2 separate regions of the Homo sapiens genome follow, and region 1 is linked to region 2. A link is a contact called in ENCODE Hi-C or POLR2A ChIA-PET data. All regions are on one chromosome and are shown on one strand. The core of a region is the stretch at or near the end of the contact, and the rest is flanking DNA. Distances in the headings are between cores, read along the strand shown. Region 1 has its middle 56 kb from the start of LINC02026. Region 2 has its middle 61 kb from the start of LINC02038.

What was found. A loop is a pair of places that touch in the nucleus more often than their neighbours do. ChIA-PET counts read pairs that join two places held with the same protein, here RNA polymerase II (POLR2A). Pooled maps may share reads with other maps.
Region 1: a map of Calu3 shows a loop between it and region 2 (7-fold over the local background). The contact joins two enhancer-like sites. A Hi-C loop is called at or near these places in 3 of 168 maps with a recorded cell type or tissue (Calu3, PC-9 and mammary epithelial cell) and 2 of 50 pooled maps. POLR2A ChIA-PET finds 5 or more read pairs at or near these places in 2 of 52 experiments (Panc1 and activated CD4-positive, alpha-beta T cell).

Annotation. Positions count from the first base shown.
Region 1 is chr3:193,945,787-193,948,868 of GRCh38, forward strand. No RefSeq gene overlaps it. Among named protein-coding and RNA genes, the nearest start is that of LINC02026, 56 kb to the right of the region's middle. Within about 2 kb of position 1,310, at least 2 of the 41 ENCODE cell types and tissues checked have a DNase peak (open chromatin) inside an H3K27ac peak, as active enhancers do; they include mammary epithelial cell, where a contact is called at or near this core.
Region 2 is chr3:193,781,145-193,783,990 of GRCh38, forward strand. No RefSeq gene overlaps it. Among named protein-coding and RNA genes, the nearest start is that of LINC02038, 61 kb to the right of the region's middle. RefSeq lists a silencer at 76-370. Within about 2 kb of position 1,292, at least 11 of the 41 ENCODE cell types and tissues checked have a DNase peak (open chromatin) inside an H3K27ac peak, as active enhancers do; they include mammary epithelial cell, where a contact is called at or near this core.

The DNA of each region.
Region 1 (3,082 bases), core at 60-2,559, 160 kb after region 2:
AACTAGAAGCTGGGATTGACTGGATGCCTTGGGACAGCACAGAATCCATTTCAAGTGCTGAAAAGGACCTTAATAATATTCTAACCAACATACGGATGGGAAACGGAGGCCCGGAGAGGGAAGATTCCTACCCGGGTGCCTGCAGGGAGAGAAGGGCAGAGCTGAGACCCAAACCCAGGTGGGGGTACTGAGGCCAGTGCCCCCTTCTAATATGACTGAATCTCAGCTTCACTTTCCAGTGTGTTTTTGCCTTGGCGAGGGTGGAAATGAGTTTCCAAAACTCTGCAAAGAGAGAGGTATGCGGAGGGGCCAGACAAAGCCCGTGAGCATTTACCATAGATCTCTCTAAAATGGATAATCAATCAAGACGTTGTTGTATACTCTTGCCTCCTTGAGGGAGCATCTTGTGTACTTTCTCCTTGTTCCTCAGACCCCTTCACTATAACCAAGGTTGCCTCTGTGGTGAGTTCGTTAACGCTCGGGAGAAAATTCTCACATTAGAGCATTATTTTCAAAATGCACTCTTCAATGTCCAAAATATTTCCATTCCCAATATCTCACAGTCTTTTTTATTTTTTTATTTTTTCTATAATTTCAACTTTTATTTTATATTCAGAGGGTACGTGTGCAGGTTTATTACCTGGGTATATTGCAAGATGGTGAGGTTTGGGGACACAATTAACCCTGTTACCCAGGTACTGAGCATAGTACCCAATAGTTCGTTTTCCAACCCTTGTCCCCCTCTCCCCCTCCAGTAGTCCTCAGTTTCTATTACCGTCTTGATGTCCACGAGTACCCAGTGTTTAGCTCCTACGCCTAAGAAACAATATGCAATATTTGATTATCTGTTCCTGCATTAATTTACTTAGGATAACAGCCTCCAGCTGCATCCATGTTGCTGCAAGGACATGGTTTCACTCTTTTTATGGATGTGTAGTATTCTATGGTGTATATGTACCACATTTTCTTGATCCAATCTACCAGTGGTGGGCACCTAGGTTGATTCCCTGTCTTTGCTATGTGAACAGTGCAGCAATTAACATATGAGTGCATGTTGCATAACCTTTAAAGGCAAAAAGACATGCTCTATTATCCCATTTTTACAAAGAGGAAATGGGTTTTCAAGAGGTAAAGTAACTTGCCAAAAGCCACGCTCCCCACAAGTGGCTCATACAGACCTAAAGCCAAGTCTAGATCGAAGTCCAACACTTTGCAGAATTCTAGCTTCCAGCAGGAAACAACCTGACTTAGACAATACCTCATTATTTACTTCTCCTCTCTGGGGACAATGAAATTAATGTTCCTTTGAAACATGAGAGTTTGGATAGATGACCACATGTACTTGTCACCACCTCCTCTTCTCTCCTACACCTGGTGTACAGGCAAGGCTTTGAAGAATATAGTGAGTCATTGCAGTCCCCCATCCCTCTTTCAAAATTCCCTGCAGCCGATGAGACCGCTGTCCACACTCACAAACTTACCCTCCCCATTGAGAGTCTGGCATCATCGACGTCTCTCTCAGAGCCTGCCTACAGAGGGGCTGGCCATTGTTCTTGGATAGATGGCTAGACCTTTCAGCCTTCTGTTTTAAAGAAACAGGATGTGGCCAGGCGCAGTGGCTCATGCCTGTAATCCCAGCACTTTGGGAGGCTGAGGCGGGCGGATCACCTGAGGTCAGGAATTCGAGACCAGCCTGGCCAACATGGTGAAACCCCATCTCTACTAAAAAATACAAAAATTAGCCGGGTGTGGTGGCAGGCACCTTAACCCCAGCTACTTGGGAGGCAGAGGCAGGAGAATCATTTGAACCTGGGAGGCGGAGGTTGCAGTGAGCCGAGATCAAGCCATTGCACTCAAACCTGGAGGACAAGAGCGAGGAAAAAAAGAACAAGACATGAGAAAACACGTCAGGCAATCTGGGGTTATGCAGAGGCGATAAAGTCTCTTCATCAATTTTGCTACTTGGGAGTTTCTTCTGGAACATATGAGAAAAGAAGTGAATAGCTAAAGGTGGAAAAGATGAGCTAAGCCAGAGTGTTCACTCCCTGGACTAGAGTCTCGCCAGTAAAGTAGATAACAGAAAATATTTCAAAGATGAGACAAGCAGCAAATAAACCACTGAGAGAATAAAAAATGACTTCCTCCCAAATTTCTTCCCCCCTAAAAATACAAAAGATACAAGATATGTGGTTTTTTTTTTTTTTTTTTTTTTTGAGACGGAGTCTGGCTCTGTTGCCAGGCTGGAGGGCAGTGGCGCGATCTCGGCTCACTGAAGCCTCCGCCTCCCAGGTTCAAGCGATTCTCCTGCCTCAGCGTCCTAAGTAGCTGGGACTACAGGCATATGCCACCACACCCAGCTAATTTTTTTGTACTTTTAGTACCTTTGTACTTTTGTACCATGTTGGCCAGGATGGTCTCCATCTCCTGACCTTGTGATCTACCTGCCTCGGCCTTCCAAAGTGCCGAGATTACAGGCATGAGCCACCGCACCCAGCCCTCATGTGTGCTGCTTATATCTGACATAGGAGACATTGAACTCACACTCCGAATCTTGAGATATTAAAAGTTTTAAGAGATAAATGAGTTCCTCTTAGACAATTATACCTTTATGTCTGCCAGACTCAAATGGGATTTTCTGTAGAATCGTATGGTATATGAAAATCTTCTTTTATTGCAGCCGTTGGAGATGTGTGTGAGTATGTGTGTGTGTACATGCATATTATGCATGAAATTTTGTATCTTCGTTCAAGCTGTCACCCATCTCTCATCTGGAAAATGGCAATGGGATTAAAAGTGCCCCTGGCCTTGAGCCAACCTCTGCCAACTGTGTCTAAGATGCACATCTCACCACTTCCTCCCTTTGGCTGACACCTGCCCAGAGCTCCCCATTGTCCACCTGATAGAGTCTACCCTCCATAGACATAAAACCCCCAGTCCTTCTTCAACCCTCCATGCTCATCATTTCCTGCCTCACAGTTTATGTGCCAAGCAACACGGGGCTCTTCCTAGTTTCCTGCCCTGGTGTCTTTTCTCCTCCATAACCTTGCTTATGCTAGCATCTCTTCCAGGACCCAACATGCTT
Region 2 (2,846 bases), core at 42-2,541:
AAGCGGGGTGGGGGCTGCAGACCTGGTCAGGGCCACGACAGCTCCAGCTCTGCCAGCCAAAGAAGGCCTCACTGAGAGGCCCCATCCAAAGGGGTGTCTGAAACAAGGGCAGGTCACACCCTGGAGGGGGAAATGCTTTCACTGCTATGAAAACCCAGGAGAACAGAAGGATTTACAGACAAAAAATAAAGCCAACAAGAGCTTCCAAATCATGTCTATCCCTCCCACTTCCAATCTCTGACTCATCTTCTAAGCCCAGTTTCAACCTCACCTACTGTGTGAAGCTGTCCCTGACCCACACACCTCCTGTCAGCATTAACCATTCATTTCCTTTTAACTTTTTATTCTGGAATTTTCCAAGCATATACAAAAATAGAGAATATGATATAACAAACTCTCTTATACCCACGCCCAGCTTTAATAATGACAATTATCAATGTTTTGCCAAATTGTTCATCTATTCTCCAACCTTTTTTCTGGAATGTTTTAAATCAAACCCCAGACATCATATCATCTCACCCCAAAACACTTAAGATGTTTTTCCCTAGCGTTACTTATTTATTTATTTATTTTGAGATAGAGTCTTGCTCTGCCGCCCAGGCTGGAGTACAGTGGTGTGAACTTGGCTCACAGCAACCTCCACCTCCCAGATTCAAGTGATTCTCCTGTCTCAGCCTCCTGAGTAGCTGGGATTACAGGCTCCCGCCACCCTGCCTAGTTAATTTTTGTATTTTTAGTAGAGACAGGGTTTCTCCATGTTTGCCAGGCTGGTCTCGAACTCCTGACCTCAGGTGATCCGCCTGCTTTGGACTTTCAAAGTGCTGGGATTACAGGCATGAGCCACCGGGCCTGGCTTTCCCTAGAGTATTTTAAAACAACCTAGACATCTGCATGCATCTCTGACTGAGAAGGACTGCTTTCCCTTTAACATAACCACTTGCCATTATTATATCTAACATTTACAATCATTCTTTATGGCACTTAGCTCCCTGTGGCATTTGTCATGGTTCGTTTGGTGTGAGAGTTACACCGAACATAAGTGTGTATCCCCTCTATTTGACTGTAGTTGCGTTTGGAGCATGGATCAGACCTCACTTATTCTGGAGTTCTCAAGGACTCCCAACAGCACCTGCTCAGAAGCCCTGGAAAGTCAGAGCACAATTAAGGACATTCGCTCTAAGAAGACACTCTCACGGTTATCGCTGGAACCCAGGGTCCCTCCAATTGGAAATGTGAAGTCAAAGGAGGAAATTGCTCTTAGGCTGAGTCACAAGACTCGTGTCCTTTTCTCCTGAGGTAGATAAGAGACACACACACAGGCAGATACACACCTCATGCCTCCAGGAGCCGCAGAGGCAGAGAATGCAAAAAATGTGGTGGTGCCAGCCGCAGCGAGGTCTGGAAATGCCTTCTTAATTGAGCCTTTCTGGGAGCTGCACAGGCTGGCTGGAGGAGGGACAGGAATGGAGAGGCGAGTGAGGTGGAAGGGGCCACGAAGGGCCATGTCTGAGATGGGGCCCAGGGGTCTTTGATCCTACTTCGTTTGTCATGAGTTTAGAGACCCAGAAAAAAGAGCCTTGAGTTTCTTCCAATAAAGCACTGTTACCTGAAAAATGCCCATCAGAACAGAATTGCTCCACCTTTGAATGGTTCTGTCTATAGGAAAGTCTTTTCTAATAGGAGCCCAAGTCTCTTTTCCTGCAGCTTTCACACACTGGGGCCACTCTGAACAAATTTAGTGGTTTGACAGGAATGATTAGGGGTGGGGATGGGACTCAGAAACCTCTGCAGGGTGCCTAGTAAGTGCTAGACATCTTGCATGCATTAAGTCGTAAACCAGAAAACTCCAGAGAGACCTTTGCTGTGGATATTACTGTCCCATGTTGCGGATGAGGAAAGGGGCTCTGGGAAGTCTGCAGGTTGCCCAGGACACAGGTCCACCCAGCTCTCATCTAGCCTGTCTTCTGGTTTCCCTTCAGATGGCTGGAAACACGGCTCCTGGCTCCTCGAGCCCTCTGGTCTCCCGGCTTCAGACCTCCCTTACAGCACATACTTTCCCAGCCCATCATGACCAGCTTCTGGGGTTCCCTCTGTTTGGTCTGCAACCCTCTTCAGTGAGATCCCAGACAGGGACATAAGCATTCTTGTTGCTTTGCTGGGAAAGCACGATATGCCAGCCAGCAACCGATGTACATCATCATTTGCTTGAAGAAATAACATGAGCTTGTGACTCCTGGCCACACTCTGGGTAGCAGGAGGAGCACAGTCTGAGGTCAAAGGATGTCACAACTCTCAGCCAGGCTGGCTGAGACAGGTTCTAAAACAACCCTTTCCAACCTACTGCTCTCCTACTCCCAGGACCTGGAGCCACTGACCCTGCCATGGAACAGGTTGCATGATGTTTTACATCAAATTGTATTGATTCTTTGGTGAATAGGTAATACGTTCTCATGGTTTAAAGTTTAAAATGGTACCAACGATATAAAGTAGAAATCCTCCCTCCTACTCCTTCCTCCCATCACCCATCTTCCACTTCTAGGAACAATGTTTCCAGCTTCTGGTGCATTCCTTCAGATGTAGTCATCATGGATACAATGCAAATAAGTAGGTATATGTGTATCCCTATTCCTTTTTCCTTTTTAAATACAAAATCAGTGTATTATACTGTTTACCACTGCCCTCACCTTTAAAAAGTTTTTTAGATTTTTTGTAGAGATTGGATCTTGAGATGTTGCCCAGGCTATCTTGAATTCCTGGCCTTAAGCGATCTTTCACCTCGGCTTCCCGAAGTGCTGGGATTATAGTTGTGAGCCACTTGAACTCCCTCCTTTTATTCACTTAGCACG